2 separate regions of the Homo sapiens genome follow, and region 1 is linked to region 2. Evidence: read pairs that join two places in POLR2A ChIA-PET (ENCODE). Cell type or tissue: PC-9. All regions are shown on one strand. Each heading gives the region's core, and the rest is flanking DNA. Links, peaks and the distances in the headings are about the cores only. Region 1 overlaps CAMKMT (calmodulin-lysine N-methyltransferase). Region 2 overlaps CAMKMT (calmodulin-lysine N-methyltransferase).

Region 1 (9,452 bases), core at 2,951-7,950, 130 kb before region 2:
AAAAAATAACAAGGCACACAAAGAAACAGGGAAATCAGTCAAAGAAACAAAATAAATCTCCATTAACTGACTCCGAAGAAACAGAGATCTATTAGTTACCTGAAAAAGAATTTATGATAATCTTAAAGAAGCTCAATGTGTTACAAGAGAATACAGATAGACAGCTAAATGAAATCAGGCAAACAAAGCATGAACAGAATGAGGATATGAACAAAGATATAGAAACTATAAAAAAGAACAAACTAGAAATTCTGGAGCTGAAGAAAACAACTGGTTAGGAAAATTCACTGTGGAAGACCAACAAGAGACTTGATCAAACAGGAAAGAATCAGCTAACTCAAAGACAAGTCATTTGAAATTATTGAGTCAGAGTAACAACAGCAACACAAGAATGAAGAAAAGTAAAGAAAGCCTGAAGGACTTATGGTGTACCATCTGGCTGACCAATATATACATTATGGGAGTTCTAGAAGGAGAAGAGAGAATAGGACAGAGAGCTTATTTGAAGAAATAATGGTCAAAAACTTCCAAAATCTGAGGAAGAAAATGGACATTCAAATTCAAAAAACTCAACAGACTGTAGATATGATGAATCAGAAGAGGTGCACACTGTGACACATTATAAACTGTCGAATGTCAAAGACAGAATCTGCAAAGCAGCAAGAGAAAAGCAACTTGACACATACAAGGGAGCTCCCATAAGTTATCAGTGGATTTCTATCAGAAATGTTACAGGTCAGAAAGAGTTGGAAGATATACTAAAAGTGCTGAAAGAAAAAAAACTGCCAATAATACTGTATCTGGCAAAATTATCATTTAAAGATGAAGGAGAAATAAAGACCTTCTTGGATAAACAAAAGCTGAGGGAATTCATCATTTATCATCACTAGACCTTCTTTACAAGAAATGCTAAAAGGAATCTTTCAAGTTGAAACAAAAGGATGCTAGACAGCAACACAAAAACATATGAAAATGTAAAGCTCTCTAGTGAAGGAAAATATATAGATAAATACAGAATCCTATAATCTGTTATGAAGTGCATAAATCACTTAATTCCAAAGTGATTCCAATTTAAAATTGGATATTTATCTTTTAAATTGGATTATCTTTTAAATTCCAATTTAAAAGATAAAAGCACTGAAAATAGCTAACTATAAAACTATGTTAATGAATATAAAATATAAAAAGATACGTAATTTGTGACACTGGTAACATAGAGGGAAGAGATGTAAAGGAATGAAATATTTATATGTGATTTAAGTTATCAGTTTAAAAGAGATCATTATAACTATGTTTTATGTAATCCTCATAGTAACCACAAAGAAAATACCTACAGAAGCTGCACAAAAAAAATGAGAACAGAATAAAAACACATCACTAAAAAAATCAATGAAACAGGCTGGACGCAGTAGATCACTCCTGTAATCCCAGCACTTTGGTAGGCCAAGGCAGGTAGATCGCTTGAGGTTAGGAGTTCAAGACCAGCCTGACCAATATGGTGAAACCCCGTCTCTACTAAAAATACAAAAATTAGCTGGGTGGTGGCGCATGCCTGTACTCCCAGCTACTCGGGAGGCTGAGGCACGAGAATTGCTGGAACCTGGGAGGCAGAGGCTGCAGTGAGCCAAGTTTGTGCCACTGTACTCTGTCAAAAAAAAAAAAAAAATCAATGAAACATAAAGGGAGACAGCAAGAGAGAAAAGGAGAGACAAAATAACTGGAAAATATAGAAATAGTAAGTTCCATGGGAACGGTGAGAGCTTCTCTATCAGAAGTTACTTCAAATGTGAATGTTTACTTTAAACTCCTTAATCAAAGAACAGAGAGTAGCTGATTTAATTATAAAAACTTCAAACAATAAATGCTGTTTATAAGGCACTCACTGTAGATATGAAGACTTAGGCTGAAAGTGAAAGGATGGAAAAAGATACTCCATGCAAATAGCAACCAAAGGAAAAAGGAGGTTAGCCCTACTTAGACAAAATAAACTTTAAGTCAAAAACTCACAAGAGACAAAGAAGGACATTATATAATGATAAAAGGATCAGTTCTCCAGGAACTCAAAACAAGTCTAAATATATATGCATCTAACAGTAGAGCACCCAAATATATAAAGCAAACACTAGCAGAATTGAAGGAAGAAATAGTAACGCAGTTAACAGTAGGATATTTAAATATTTCACTTTTCATAAGGGATAGATCAACTAGACAGAAGATCATAAGGAAACAAAGGACTTCAATAACATTATAGTCCAATTGGATCTAACAGATATACAGAACACTCCACTCAACAACAGCATAACACACATTTTTCTCAAGCACATATAGAACGTTTTCCAGTATAAATCATGTTAGGCCATCAAAAGCGGTCTTAACAAATTTAAGTAGATTGAAATCACTTTATGTATTTTTTCTGACCACACTGAAATAAAACTAGAAATCAACATCAAAAGGGAAACTGGAAAATTCATAAATATGTGGTGATTAATCAACACACTCTTGAACAACCACTGTGTCAAAAAAATCACCAGAGAAATTAGAAAACATCTGAAGGCAAATGAAAACGAATACACAACATATTAAAACTTACGGAATGCAGCAAAAGCAGTACTCAGAGGAAAGTTTATAGTGGTAGACACATTAAAAAAGAAGGCTCTCATATCAACAAAATAACTTTACACTCAAGGAACCAGAAAAAGAACAAACTAATCCCGAAGCTAGTAGAAGGAAGGATATAATAAAGATTTGAACAGAAATAAATAAAAAGAGAATAAAAATGATTTTAAAAAATTAACAAAACTAAGATGGCTTTTAGAAAATATCAACAAAATTGACTAGCCATTAGCTAGACTTAAATAAAAAAAGACAAGACTCCAATAACAAAAATCAGAAATGAAAGAGCAGACAAAACAACGGATGCCACAGAACTGAAAAGGACTATAAGAGACTACTATGAACAATTACACAGCAACACATTTGATAACCTAGAAATGGATAAATTTCTAGAAACATATAACCTACCAAGACTGAATCACTAAGAAATAAAAATAGGCCAGTCACGGTGGCTCACACCTGTAATCCCAGCACCTTGGGAGGCCAATACAGGAGGATTGCTTGAGTCCAGGAGTTTGAGATCAGCCTGGGCAACATAGTGAGACCCTGTCTATACAAAAAATAAAAGCAAAATTAGCCAGGCATGGTGGCACATAGCTGCAGTCTCAGCTACTCAGGAGGCTGAGGTGGGAGGATTGCTTGAGCCTGGGAGGTCAAGGCTGCAGCAGTGAGCTGTGATCATGACACTGTACTCAGCAAGACCCTGTCTCCAAAAACAAAAACAAACAGGTGGCTCACGCCTGTAATCCCAGCACTTTGGGAGGCCAAGGCAGGCAGACCACCTGAGATCAGGAGTTCGAGACCAGCCTGGCCAACATGGTGAAACCCTGTCTCTACTAAAAATACAAAAATTAGCCAGGCATGGTGGTGGGTGCCTGTAATCCCAGCTGCTAGGGAGGATGAGACAGGAGAATCCCTTGAACATGGGAGGCAGAGGTTGTAGTGAGCTGTGAGCTGTGATTGCACCACTGCACTCCAGCCTGGGTGACAAGAGCGAAACTCTGTCTCAGAAAAAAAAACAAAAAAAAACAAAGCCAAACCAACAAACAAAAACTCACCACCACCACCACCAAAATATACTACAAAGCGACAGTCAGCAAAACAATATGGTACTGGCATGAAAACTAACATGTAGACCAATAGAATACAGAACCAAGAAATAAGTTTGTGTATCTATAGCCAACTGATTTTTGAGAAAGGTATTCCAAAAATATGTTGAGGGGAAGGACAGTCTCTTCAGTAAATAGTGGTGGGAAAACTGGATATCCATATGTAGAAGAATGAAACTAGACTCCTAGTTCTCACCATGCACAAAAATCATCTCAAGATGGATTACGGACTCAAATATAAGACCCAAAACTATGAAACTACCAGAAGAAAGTATGGGAGAAATGCTTCAGGGCATTGGTCTGGGCAAAGATTTTATGGCTAAGACCTCAAAAACATAGGCAACAAAAGCAAAAATAGACAAATAGTATTATATAAAACTAAAAAGCTTTTGCACAACAGAATAAACAATCAACAGAGTGAAAAGACAACTGGAAGAATGGGAGACAATATTTGCAAACTATCCAACAAGAGTTTAATATCCAGAATATACAAGGAACTCAACAATTCAACAGCAAAAAAGCAAATAATCTAACAAAAATGAGGCTATAATCTGAATAGATATTTTTCAGCAGAAGTCATATTAAAGGCCAACAAGTATATGAAACAATGTTCCACATCACTGGTCATCAGGAAAGTATAAATCAAAACCATGATGATATATCATCTCTCACTCCAGGTACAATGGCTGTCAACGAAAAGACAAAAAATAACAAATGCTGGTGAGGATACAGAGAAGGGGGAGCTCATACACTGCTGGTGGGAATGTAGATTAATACAGCCATTATGGAAAACAGTATGGAGTTTCCTCAGAAAACTAAAAATGGAACTATCATATGATTCACCAGTATCACTGCTGGGTATATATCCAAAGTAATTGAAATCAGTATATTGAAGAGCTATCTGCACTCCCATGTTTATTGCAGCACTGTTCATAGTAGCCAAGATATGGAATCAATCTGTGTTCATCTAGAGATGGATAGATAAAGAAAATATAAGGCCAGGTGTGGTGGCTTATGCCTGTAATCCCAGCACTTTGGGAGGCTGAGGAGAGAGGATTGTTTGAACCTAGAAGTTTGAGACCAGCCTGAGCAACAAAGCAAGACCCAGTCTCTACAAAAATTACAAAAATTATTTGGGTATGGTGGTACATGCCTATAATCCTAGGTACTCAGGAGGCTGAGGTGGGAGGATTGCTTGAGCTGGGAGGTTGAGGCTGTGGTGAGCCATGATTGCTCCATTGTACTACAGCCTGGATGACAGAGTGTGAGACCCTGTCTCAAAAACAACAACAAAAAAACAAAGGAAAAGAAAGAAAAATGTATGTTCTCACTCGTGTGGAAGCTAAAAATGTTGATCTCATGGAAGTAGGGAATGGAAGGCTAGGAAGAGTAGGGTGAAGGAAGGTATTGGGAGAGGTTGGTTAATGTATACAATATTAAAGCTAGATGAGAGGAATCAGTTCTAGTGTTCTACAGCACTGTAGAGTGACTATCGTTAACAAAGAAATGATATATGTTTGAGGTAAGATATACTAATTACCCTGATTTGATCATTACACATTGTACATATATATCAAAGTATCATACTGTATCCATAAATGTGTACAATTACTATGTGTTAGTTAAATATAATAATAATTTTTTAAAAATTAGCTTATTTTTTCATTGAGTGTCTTAATCTATTTGGCTGTTGAATCTTATTAAACCTGATTTTTTTTTTGTTATAAATAATTTGGTCATGTTGTCTGAAAATCCAAAGATTGTGTATTTGGTGTGTGCCCTTTCAATGCGTAGCTTTAAGTATATTTCTTTGTTTATAAATTTTAGAAACATTTTCTTGGATGATAATTCCACATTTGTTGTAATCCATTACTTTTCTTTTTCAGGAGCTCCTCTTACATGTATGTTAAATCTTCTTCTTTGTGTTTCTTTATATGTTACTTTATCTCATGTTTATAATTGCTTTCTTAATTTGTTTTCTTTCCAAATTTTTTATTGTGTTAAAATGCACCTATCACAAAATTTACCATCTTAACCATTTTTTAGTATTCAGTGGTATTGAATACATACATAATGTTGTACGCTTATCATCACCATGCATCTGTCTCCTCACATTTTCAGTTTTTATTTTGTCTTTAATTGTATCCTTTTCATCTTCTATTACTTTTAAGGTATTATCAGTTACGTTTGTTTGCTCTCATGTTCCTTCTGGTTTTGTTTTCATTTTTGAAAAAAATTTCTTTCATTTCTAATTTTTTTTTGCATTTTATCACCTTATTTCTGGGTTTTCTAATTCTGATTTATATATTTAAATATCTTCTATTGCTTTCTTAATTTCTTCTAGCTTGTTTGGACATAATAAGTTAGATTTTCTATATAGATATTTTCTGTATCTATCCATAGATATAATTTTTCCCTTTATCTTTTTTTTTCTCTCTAATAAGAACTTTCCATGAGATTCAACTGTAATATTTCCTGCGGCTCATTTTAATGTAAAAGTAGTTATTCTAAATATTTAGGTAGGAGGGTTGTGTCAATATAGCTTTTGTAGCTTTCCAGTTCTAACATTCTCAATTCTGTTTTTAAAACTATGGCCTCATACTGTGAAGTTTCCTGGGTTTTCTCCTCTCCCATTTTTACCTGGGTCATTTCTTTGCTTTAATTCTATTGCCCCATCCTGCCCAATTTGCATTCCACTACCAGCCACTTGTCCTTTGTGAGGGCAGCTTCAGACCCTTTGTACTCTCACCTGTGAGTTGGAATGGGCAGTAGTGTCTCTCATTTTCAGTTGCTGTTCTCAAATTGGCCCTCCATGCTTCTCAAGGAATACCTTGGAAGGAGTTTACAATTTGGAGGTGTCTGGTTTCTTCCCACCTGTTTGTATTTTGTCATTCATGGAGATACCTTGTTATAGCTTTGTTGTAGATTGTCAAGGGGGTTTTGGTTATTCTACTTAAAAAGTACGTTTACTGTCTTTATTTAAGAAGCTGATTATTGAATTTTGCTATACATTAATAAAATGATATCCAGACAAAGTCATTGCTAATATATATGCATGTCTGTTTTTTCCTTCTCCAACAACCTTGCGTATTATCTGTCTTTTGAAATTGTCAGTTGGCAAAAAGTAATACCTTATTGAGTTCTTATTTACATTTATTGATTACTTATGAGATTAACCACTTTTCATGTATTTGAGGTCCACTTGCATTTTTTTCTATTGTAAATTAATTGTTCTTTTGTCAGTTTATCTGCTATGTTTATCTTTTTCTTATTGGATTTTGAGAGCTCTTTGAATATTAGGAATATTAATGTTTTGTTTTTCACTATTGTTAATGTTTCTTCTCTCTCTCTCTCTTTTTTTTTTTTTTTTTTTTGAGACAGTTTCGCTCTCTCACCCAGGCTGGAGTGCAGTGGTGCGATCTTGGCTCACTGCAACCTCCGCCTTCCGATTTCAAGCAATTCTCCTGCCTCAGCCTCCCAAGTATCTGGGATTACAGGCACCCGCCATCACACCTAAGTTTTGTATTTTTAGTAGAGACGGGGTTTCACCATGTTGGCCAGGCTGGTCTGAAACTCCTGACCTCAGGTGGTCTGCCTGCCTTGGCCTCCCAAAGTGCTGGCATTACAGGGGTGAGCCACCGCGCCCGGCTCTAATGTTTCTTCTCTAGCTGTTTGCTTTTAATGCTTTAAAAACATTTTTTTATAAAATTTTATGGAATAGCCAGGCACAGTGGATCACTTGAGTCTAGGAGTTTGAGACCAGCCAAGGCAACATAGCAAAACCCCGTCTCTAAAAAATATATACAAAATTTAGCTGGTGGTGGTGGTGGGTGCCTGTCGTCCCAGTTACTAGGGAGGTTGAGGTAGGTGGATCGCTTGAGTCAAGGAGGTGGAGGCTGCAGAGAGCCATGATTGTGCCAATACACTCTAGCCTGAGTAACAGAGCAAGACCCTGTCTCAGAAAAAAAATTAACTAACAAAAGAAAGAACATGACCTTGGAGTCAAGTAGTTAGATGGTATAGCTTAAGCATTTACTAGCTATGTGAGTTGAGTCAAATCACTCTTCTCTGATTCTTGATGTAAAGTATGGAGTCTCACTCTGTTGCCCAGACTGTCTGCAGCCTCCACCTCCCGGTTCAAGTAATTCTTGTGCCTCAGCCTCCCGTGTGGCTGAGATTAGAGGTGTGCACCACCACGCCTGGGTAATTTTTGTATTTTTAGTAGAAATGGGGTTTCTCCACATAGAGAAGACTGGTCTCAAACTACTGACCTCAAGTGATCCACCTGCCTGGGGCTCCCAAAGTGCTGGGATTACAGGCGTGAGCCACCATGCCTGGCCTAAAGTACTATTTTCAAATAGTACTTTAAGGGGTTGGTATGAAGATTTTCAAAAGAACTATTTATGATTCTTCCTAAAAGAATTAAATGGGCAATTATTTTTTGCTTTGAGATGGAGTCTCGCTCTGTTGCCCCGGCTGGAGTGCAGTGGTACAATCTCGGCTAACTGCAAGCTCCGCTCCCTGGGTTCACGCCATTCTTCTGCCTCAGCATCCCGAGTAGCTGGGACTACAGGTGCCCGCCACCACACCTGGCTAATTTTTTTGTGTGTTTTTAGTAGAGATGGGGTTTCACTCTGTTAGCCAGGATATTAAATGGGCAATTCTTTTTTAATCAGTGTATGAAATTTGCTTTGGAATTTCATTTGAATGATTATTTTTTATTGTGAAGAATAAATGAGATAATGTATATAAAGTACATACCATAGTAGTCAGCGAATAAATTGTAGCTATTACTACTGTTGCTGTGAGGCTCAATCTAATAACTTGTCTAAGGTTCGAACTTTTGCATCAGCCCCCAAAATCCTGTTTGTACTAAAATATACTATCTAAAAACATTCATAATACAAATATTCCATATATCCTCTTTCATTTTTAACAAAAATTTATGGATGATACAATGTAAGCAAGAACCTGAGGATACAAAAAAGTAAGACTTGGTGCCTGTCACCTAGGAGCCCACAGTTGGTAGAGAGGACGGGCAGATATAGGAAAGAAGAAATTGCTTTTCCTAAATTATGCATCCCAGAAAATAGCATTCTGGAGTGTGGTTTTGAACAGAATTCTATTCTGCAGATAGCAAAACATAAGTTACATGTTGATGAGATTAAATGTTCAAATCAAATAATGAAATATATTTATTTAGATACATTTAATGTCTTCTTATATAAGTTATCAAGTTGCATTTTTTCTAGCTGCATTTAAATCTATGTGCATTTCCTTCCTACTTCTCCTGAGATTGATATGCAGCCAGCATTTCAGTTACCAGCGTGAGGAATAAACCGGGAGAGAGGAAAGATAGTGAAGCAGCTGTCTTCCATTACAACGTGTCTAAATGGATAGTTCTACCATGATGTTTCTTTCAATTCCTTCCGGGTTTGGGTGAGAGGGGTGGAAGGAATGTTTCCATTGGTGAAATGGTAGCTGAACTGCCAAATGGTATGACCTGCTATCAACACTACTAAAAAGAAAATCAGAGACATGGATTATTATTGGCCAACATATGTTTTTTTGTGGGCATTTCCTTTGTGTTTCATTTTATGAAAAATGATAGGTATCGCATTAAAAAATCAAATAATTTATAATAATTGGAACCTCATTAGTAGATTTTACATTTTATATACCAAAATGTTAACAATCTATGTTTTAAAAATTAAACCTCCAACCACTAAC
Region 2 (9,452 bases), core at 1,759-6,758:
AGCTACCATTGACTTTCTTCACAGAATTGGAAAAAACTACTTTAAATTTCATATGGAACCAAAAAAGAGCCCGTATAGCCAAGACAATCCTAAGCAAAAAGAACAAAGCTGGAAGCATCACGCTACCTGACTTCAAACTACGCTACAAGGCTGCAGTAACCAAAACAGCATGGTACTGGTACCAAAACAGATATATAGACCAATGGAACAAAACAGAGGCCTCAGAAATAACACCACACATCTAAAACCATCTGATCTTTGACAAACCTGACAGAAACAAGCAATGGGGAAAGGATTCCCTATTTAATAAATGGTGCTGGGAAAACTGGCTAGCCATATGCAGGAAGCTGAAACTGGATCCCTTCCTTACACCTTAGACAAAAATTAACTCAAGATGGATTAAAGACTTAAATGTAAGACCTAAAACCATAAAAACCCTAGAAGAAAACCTAGGCAATGCCATTCAGGACATAGGCATGGGCAAAGACTTTATGACTAAAACACCAAAAGCAATGGCAACAAAATCCAAAATTGACAAGTGGGATCTAATTAAATGAAAGAGCTTCTGCACAGCAAAAGAAACTATCATCAGAGTGAACAGGCAACCTACAAAATGGGAGAAAACTTTTGCAATCTATCCATCTGACAAAGGGGTGATATCCAGAATCTACAAAGAACTTAAATTTACAAGAAAAAAACAACCCCATCAAAAAGTGGGTGAAGGATATGAACGGACGCCTGTCAAAAGAAGACGTTTATGCAGCCAGCAAACATGAAAAAAGCTCATCATCACTGTTCATTAGAGAAATGCAAATCAAAACCGCAATGAGATACCATCTCATGCCAGTTAGAATGGTGATCATTAAAAAGTCAGGAAACAACAGATGCTGGAGAGGATGTGGAGAAATAGGAACACTTTTACACTGTTGGTGGGAGGGTAAATTAGTTCAACCATTGTGGAAGACAGTGTGGCAATTCACCAAGGATCTGGTACTAGAAATACCATTTGACCCAGCAATCCCGTTACTGGGTATATACCCAAAGGATTATAAATGAACTCCCGACCGCAGGTGATCTGCCCGCCTCAGCGTCCAAAGTGCTGGGATTACAGGCGTGAGCCACCATGCCTGGCAATTGCTACAAAGAGAATAAAATACCTAGGAATACAACTTATAAGGACCTCTTCAAGGAGAGCTACAAACCACTGCTCAAGGAAATAAAAGAGGACACAAACAAATGGAAAAACATTGCATGCTCATGGATAGGAAGAATCAATATTGTGAAAATGACCATACTGCCCAAAGTAATTTATAGATTCAGTGCTATCCCCATGAAGCTACCATTGACTTTCTTCACAGAATTGGAAAAAGCTACTTTAAAGTTTAAAAAACTACTATAAAGACACATGCACATGTATGTTTATTGCGGCACTGTTCACAATAGCAAAGACTTGGAACCAACCTAAATGCCCATGAATCATAGACTGGATAAATGAAATGTGGCACATATACACCATGGAATAGTATGCAGCTGTAAAAAAGGATGAATTCATGTCCTTTGCAGGGACATGGATGAAGCTGGAAACCATCATTCTCAGCAAACTAACACAAGAAGAGAAAACCAAACACTGCATGTTCTCACTCGTAAGTGGGAGCTGAACAATGAGAACACATGAACATGGGGCTGGGGGGGCATCACACACTGGGGCCTGATGGGAGGTGGGGGACTGGGGGAGGAGTAGCATTAGGAGAAATACCTAATGTAGATGATGGGTTGATGGGTGCAGCAAACCACCATGGCACGTATATACCTATGTAACAAACCTGCATGTTCTGCACATGTACCCCAGAACTTATAATTTAAAAAAAAAAAAAGAAAGAAAAAGACGAATTCTTGGCTGGACACAGTGGCTCACACCTGTAATCCAAGCACTTTGGGAGGACGAGGTAGGTGGATCACTTCAGGTCAGGAGTTCGAGACCAGCCTGGCCAACATGGTGAAACCCTGTCTCTACCAAAAAATACAAAAATTAGCTGGCGTGGTGGTATGTGCCTGTAGTCCCAGCTACTTGGGAGGCTGAGATGGGAGAATTGCTTAAACCCTGGAGGCGGAGGTTGCAATGAACTAAACATGTGCCACTGCACTCCAGGCTGGGTAACAGAGCGAGACTCTGTCTCAAAAAAAGAAAAAAGAAAAAAAAGAAAAGAAAGAAAAAGACAAATTCTTACATCCATCACAGACCTACTGAAACCCAGTCTGTGGATGAATCCAGAAATCTCTAACAAGCCCCCCATCTGATTCTGTAGTACACACATTTTAGAACCACTGATTTGATCAAATGTAATCTCTTAAAGTCCAGTCCAATTCATCAAGCAGCCAAGGCAGTGGCATCTCTCAAGAGACAATGAGGTCATGATCAGTTTCTCAGTTTCAACTTTGAATTGTGCTTGCATCATCACAGACCTACACCAGTGAACCGTGGAAATCTCACCCCGAGAAAATCCCAGGCAAAAAACTCTGTCAGGAGACTACTGGTTATAAAAATTCTAAGGTTTACTCAGTCATTAAAATTATGCATATATAATAGATTCCTTTCTATTTTCATTGCCAACAGAAAATTGAACATTTGCTTCAACCTTCATGAAATCAAAACTTAGAGAAAAACGATCTTTTTATAAGGAAAATGAGTTATTCCATGTTACTAATTAGATCTTAGCTGTTAAATTTTGGAATGATTAAAATCCTTTTCAATAATTGCAAAATTTGCTTTGATAAAGTCACCCTAGAAGTTGATTATGCAGTGTAGTTTCAAGTTCGTCATGTTGTCTTCTTGGGGACAGCTTTCTGTCTGGGGGTGTCAGTAGTGGCAATCCCCTAAGTGCATGATGGTTGTTGGGTTGATGTAGCCACAAAAGATTTGATAAACTGTGATATGACTGCTTTTATACAGGTCCAACTTCCACATAGACTAGTTAACTCTCTATATAACTAAGTTCCGTCCTTGGCAGATGGATTAATTTGTGAATAATGAATTTCCCTTAGCTACCTCCATACTTCCATTTTGGTTTACTAAATATAGAATCATTTAAGAAATCTGTCCATAATTATTTCCAGTGAATCCACAATTAATAATAACATCAGCCAGTGATATACCAACTTACACAGGGAGCATGTCACATTCTGAACTCTTTGTCAATCCTAATTTACATTCCAGTGAAAATGTGGTAGATGGTGTGTAAGTATGCATATTATAATCCCTTTAGCTCAGAGGTTCTTAACCCTTGCTGTGTCATGAGCCCCTTTGGTATCTTGTGATTCTGCTTATGGATCCCTTCTCAAAATAATGTTACAAGTGTGTTAAATAAAATCCAAAAAGCAATTACATTGAAATACAGTTATCAAAATATGTTTAAAATACAATTGTGGTATAGTAACATATATGCTTCCTTATTATTTTTTGTTTGTTTGTTTGTTTGTCTGTTTTGAGATGGAGTCTTGCTCTTCACCTGGGCTGGAGTGCAGTGGTGCGATCTCAGCTCACTGCAACCTTCACCTCCCTGGTTCAAGCGATTCTCCTGCCTCAGCCTCCTGAGTAGCTGGGATTACAGGCATGCACCACCACCCTGGGCTAATTTTTGTGTTTTTAGTAGAGACGGGGTTTCACCATGTTGGTCAGGCTGGTCTCGAACTCCTGACCTTTTGATCCACCTGCCTCGGCCTCCCAAATTGCTGGGATTACAGGTGTGAGCCACCGCACCCAGCCTATGCTTCCTTATTAATGCCATAAAATAATAAGATCTAGTTGTAGCTCTAATAATGATTATAATTTTTCATTAAGAATGAGCTACTAAATATCATTTCCAAACAAACAATGACAAAAATTATAATGTTAGATGAAAATATTACTGTTCATAGCCTACACTTGTAATATAAGGAAATGCTAAATTTGGTTAGTTTAGTAAAAATAAGAATATTTTTTCCTTGCAAGTTCATGGACCCCCTGAATTCTTTCTATGAATCCTAAGAACCTCTGCCTTCCTTCTGTTAATTTTTAATGAAAATTTAGATTTTAGTCACAAAAACCAAGTTATGCAAAAATAGATTATGAAGGAATATGGGAGAAAAGAAATGAAGTTCCAGTTTTCTCGTGGAATTGGTTGAAAGGCTTTATTCAACATTAAGATATATACACTGTGCATTTTTTTTACTTTCCATTACTTCCTGCTGGAATTAGCATTGTCCTCTTCAATGAGTCACTAATGAACAGCCTGACAAGTATGACTTAATCATACAGCACTTTTAGTCTATGAAACCTACTTAGAATGTTAGCACAAAGTAGAAATACAATGATTAAAGGAGAAACTTATATACTATAATGAAATCTTAGCTCAGAAGAACCTAATTTGCAGCAAGCTTAGGACCTTTAAAATCAGAAGTCCTTTGGGTCTTGTCTTAGCAACTTACTTGTTAAAGGCTCTGGGTGGGGAGGTGGTTGTGAGGCGATATAAGAAAATGAAAAGAAGGAATAAATAAAGTCATGGTTTCACAATGTGAAGTTCAAAAAGGCTATATACCATCACAGGTGTTCAGTACATATACCAAACCTCATATTTACAAGTTGCTAACTGGAATTGCATGATTAGATTGAGTAATCACACGTGTCGGTAAAAAGCTGTAATTACCTAAGAAAAGCATAGCATTTTTGTCTGTGCAGGGCTCACCTATTTCGTATGTCTTTAAAACTTTGACCAATTATAAATCTTTTAGCAAGGTAGAGAGTAAAATCCTATATTTTCTGTGGATGTTGACACATGTAAGTTCCTGATCATTATTTATTAAACAATTAGCTTTAACATGTAAGATGGAATGGGAAAAACATTTAAACCTAATGTGAATTGCCTAGGTATGAGAAGCCTTAGAACTTTGTTAGAAATTTCTGTTTTCCATTTCTCAAATACTGTGACCATAACTCATAGTTTATTTATAAATAGAAAGTGACACTTCATAATACCTGGCAGCTTTCAAAACTAGATTATATCTGTCTTTGCCTGAAGGGCTCCAGTAACACTATTGTACAATATTTTCTTCTGACCATCTGGCAGTTCTTAGGAACCAACCTCTGTCAACATTTTATAGCTACTGCACTGGTTACAGCTAATCCTTTCAATGAATGAGCTGGAAAAAATGTAGATACATCAATATCGTTTTCCTTTAGAGCCCATTTAATACATGCCCTGTTATTATTTTGTTTGATAGGGCCATTATCTTCTGTGAGAATGAAAAGTAATTTGTCAGAAGCATTTTTTTAAATTTAAAGATCAATCTATGTAAATTTTTCTTAAATAAAAGAAACCACAGCTTTTTAAAAAAAGAACCTCAAACATAATCATTAAGAGTCTCAGAAATGGGAACTTAGGGCTTAGATTCCACAAACATTTTTAGCTATTATTTTCTAATCTGGGTTCTAACATGTTTAGTCTAATAACCAAGCCTGGATTGGGCTATTTCTGAGAGGATTTTATGTTAACAGTGGAGTTGACACCTTGGCAAGGTTTAAAAAAAAAAAAAAAGTGTATGTTTCTCTTGTTGTTTGCTTTAAGAAACTAGGAAGCAATTCATTCCAATGTGGGAATTTTTATGAATTTTTCTTCAAAACGATTTGGTACTCTATGGACTTTGAATAACTAATGATTTTAAAGTACTTTATTTTGCAGTTTATGAATAAAAGTTGTGGAAACTTTCCAATGTTCTCATTCTAACCTATCTTTACTTCATAAAAACCCATGTTGGTTGAATAATTTTCTTAGAAAGGCTGTTAGTTATTTCTGTATTCTGAAATTTACATTTATCATTGAATTGAAATGGGAAAAGATATTGATCTTTTTTTCAGATTCAGAGTTTAAAACTCTGCTCATAATAACAGATGATAAAAGAGATTCTCCTCAGCTTCACCATTCCATTACATACCACCACTATCATGAGACCAAGATTTTTTTTTTTATTTTTGATTTTTGTGACAGAGTGTCGCTCTGTTGCCCAGTCTGGAGTCCAGTGGCACCATCATAGCTCACTACACCCTCAAACTCCTGGGCTCAGGTGATCCTCCCACCTCAGCCTTCCGAGTAGCTGGGACTACAGGTGCACACCAGCACACCCAGCTAATTTTTGTATTTTTGGTAGAGAGACAGGGTTTTGCCATGTTGCTAAGGCTGGTTTCAAACTCCTGGGCTCAAGCCATCCTTCGACCTCAGCCTCCCAAGCACTGGGATTACAGATGTAAGCCATGGTGCCTGGCCAAGATCAAGTTTTTGACAGAAACCTTTTCTCTGTAAATGTTTTGCACTTTCATATTTAGGTACCTCAACTTGGGCAAGGTTGTTCAGTTAACATATACAGATACAGACACACACGCATATGTGTCTGTGCACACAAACTGTTCCTAGGTTGTTAGATGAAATTGGTTTGTTATTCCTATAGTTTTTTGGTATCAAAATTAATGTTTAAAATTTCTTTAGAGAGTTTTATGGTGACTTTTAGAAAATGTTTTCCCTTTCTTTTCTATCAGATGGAGATTAAAACTACTACAATTATAGTACAATGTTGAGTAGACTCGGGAATTTATGTAAGATGTGGCTAACAATTTTGATAACTGTACATTAGAGTGTGTCAAGACAATGAGGCTTCTTTGATATTGTCTTTTCTTCTTCTAATTACCAGGTTTCTGTCATATCCTAAATTTAGGGAGGGAATAATATTCATCTCCAAATTAAGTATAACATCTAGCTATATTTTGATACTTTTTAGTTGATACATATAATATAACCAATATCAGTTAAAAAGTACCAAAATATAGCCAGATGTTTTACTTAATATATATAAAGGTATGCCATTACTCTTTTAGAAAAAGTCATATGGTGGCTCACGCCTGTAATCCCAGCACTTTGGGAGGCCAAGATGGGCAGATCACCTGAGGTGAGGAGTTTGAGACCAGCCTGACCAACATGGAGAAACCCCATCTCTACTAAAAATACAAAATTAGCCAGGCATGGTGGTACATGCCTCTAATTCCAGCTACTCGGGAGGCTGAGGCAGGAGAATTGCTTGAACCCTGGAGGCGGAGGTTGCGGTGAGCCAAGATTGCGCCATTGCACTCCAGCCTGGGCAACAAGAGTGAAACTCTGTCTCAAAAAAATAATGATAATTAATAAATAAATAATAAATAACAAAATTTTAAAAAATCATAAAATTGGAAGAAACCTAAAGAGGTCGCTAGTATAATTTATTTTCTTGGAGATACTATGTTTCTGGTAAGAGGAAAGCTATAGCCTCTGTTCTCACATGTAGTGACTTTTGTTATCAAATAATTCCATATAGGTAAATAAACTCTTTCTTACTATTCTCTAAATTCCATTCATTATTTTATTTTTTTCTTGCTCTAAGACATTGAATACCTTTGTTTTTTTAAGTTATTTTTAAAACCAGAAGATTTAAACTTAATATTAAACATTTCCTCTCAATTCTCTTAATTACTTTTTAATTTTTCCTACTAAGAAGGACAGTTTGGAAAACACAAAGCTAAAAGGAAAAGTAATCATGATTCCATGTCTAGAGGTAATAGCTTAACATATGTCCTTTGATTGTTTTTTCTCTATATCTGTACTTTTTAAGTTGTGTTTTACAAAAATGATACCATATTGCATATGCTATATTGTAGTCTGCTTTTTAAAAATATATTTATTTATTTATTTATTTGAGACAGGGTCTCACTCTGTCACCCAGGCTGGAGTGTAGTGGTGCCATCTCAGTTCACTGCAACCTCCACCTTTCAGGCTCAAGCGATCCTCCCACCTCAGCCTCTCTAGTAGCTGGGACTACAGGTGCACACCCCCACACCTGGCTGATTTTTGTGTTTTTTGTAGAGATGGGGTTTCACCATGTTGCCCAGTCTCGAACTCCTGAGCTCTAGCTCCCAAAGTGCTGGTATTAGAAGCATGAGCCACCATGCCTGGCCCTGCTTTTAGAAAATTTATTAGCCAATTTTGATAATAAACATTCCTCCACCTATTATTTTTAATGACTACCTAGTATTCTATAGTGTGAATGCACCATAATTTACTCAACCTGTTTTCCAACATTTTTATTAAGAGAACAACAAAAATGTTAAAATAATTTTATAGTAAACACACATATATCCACCATTTAGATTTTACAACTAACATCTTATTATACTTGCTATTAGTCTGTTCTCACACTGCTCTAAAGAACTACCTGAGACTGGGTAATTTATGAAGAAAAGAGATTTAATTGACTCACAGTTCCACAAGCTTAACAGGAAGTATGACTGGGAGGCTTCAGGAAACTTACAATCATGGCGGAAAGTGAAGGGGAAGCAAGCACGTCTTACTACGGCAGAGCTGGAGAGAGAGAGAACAAGGGAGGAAGTGCCACACTTTAAACTATCAGATCTCATGAGAACTCCCTCACAAACATGAGAATAGCATGAGGAAAATTCGCATCCACGATCCAGTGACCTCCCACCAGGTCCCTCCCCTGACACCTGGGGATTACAATTCGACATGAGATTTGGGTGGGGACACAGAGACAAATCGTATCACCTGTTTTATCACATACCAGTCAAACTAGCTATCTCTCCATTATTTTTTGTGTATTGCCAAGTAAGTGGTAGTCATTAGTATATTCCTCTCACCCAAGTATTTAAGCATCATTAACCAGAGTTCAGTATGTGCTTATGTACCCAACCTATATATACACACACACACACATATATAGATACACACACATATATATATGTGTTTATATATATCTTTGTTTTTTGAGACAGAGACTTGCTTTGTCACCCAGGCTGGAGTGCAGCAGCATGATCTTGGCTCACTGCAGCCTCTGCCTCCTGGCTTCAAGCAATTCTCGTGCCTCAGCCTCCTGAGTAGCTGGGATTACGACATGTGCCACCACACCTGGCTAATATTTTGTATTTTTTTAGTAGAGACAGGGTTTCACCATGTTGGCCAGGCTGGTCTTGAACTCCTGGCCTCAAGTGATCCACCCACCTTGGCCTCCCAAAGTGCTGAGATTACAGGCATGAGCCACCAACTGGACCCCCAACCTATATTTTAAAGGATTCTTTTACATTTATTAATTATACATATTTATTAATATAACTGGATCAGCTATATATTGCCACACAACAAAATACCCCAAAATTTAGTGGCTGAAAACAAACAAATACTTTATTTGCTTTTGATTCTGTGGGTCAGCAACATAGGCTAAGGTCAGCTGAGTGATTTTTCTGCTTACTTCACTAGAGTTTTTCATGCAATAATAGTCATCTGGCCATTCCACCAAGGCTGGATGGAGAAAGATGGTCTCACTTGATAAATTCCTGGAATTGGAGTTACTTAATAAAAAGGTATACATACACATAGTCAAATTGC

What was found. Peaks named below come from ENCODE experiments on the same cell type or tissue, not always from the same donor. Only the 100,000 strongest peaks of a DNase experiment are listed, where the experiment ranks them.
Region 1: POLR2A ChIA-PET joins it to region 2 with 6 read pairs; 2 of 35 experiments call an interaction of 5 or more read pairs at or near these places.

The regions. Positions count from the first base shown.
Region 1 is chr2:44,463,919-44,473,370 of GRCh38, forward strand. All of the region lies in intron 3 of CAMKMT (calmodulin-lysine N-methyltransferase), which reads left to right. It overlaps LOC124905999 (a long non-coding RNA gene), which reads left to right. Exons shown (of 2, transcript XR_007086303.1): 2 at 1-3,688. Among named protein-coding and RNA genes, the nearest start is that of CAMKMT, 110 kb to the left of the region's middle. RefSeq lists an enhancer at 1-143. In PC-9, for the core only: no CTCF peak of the experiment used is centred there; no DNase peak of the experiment used is centred there.
Region 2 is chr2:44,594,272-44,603,723 of GRCh38, forward strand. The region is part of intron 3 of CAMKMT (calmodulin-lysine N-methyltransferase); the gene reads left to right. Among named protein-coding and RNA genes, the nearest start is that of CAMKMT, 240 kb to the left of the region's middle. RefSeq lists a silencer at 2,473-2,522. In PC-9, for the core only: no CTCF peak of the experiment used is centred there; DNase peaks (open chromatin) are centred at 4,280, 4,660 and 5,080; H3K4me3 peaks cover 1,071 bases; H3K27ac peaks cover 1,982 bases.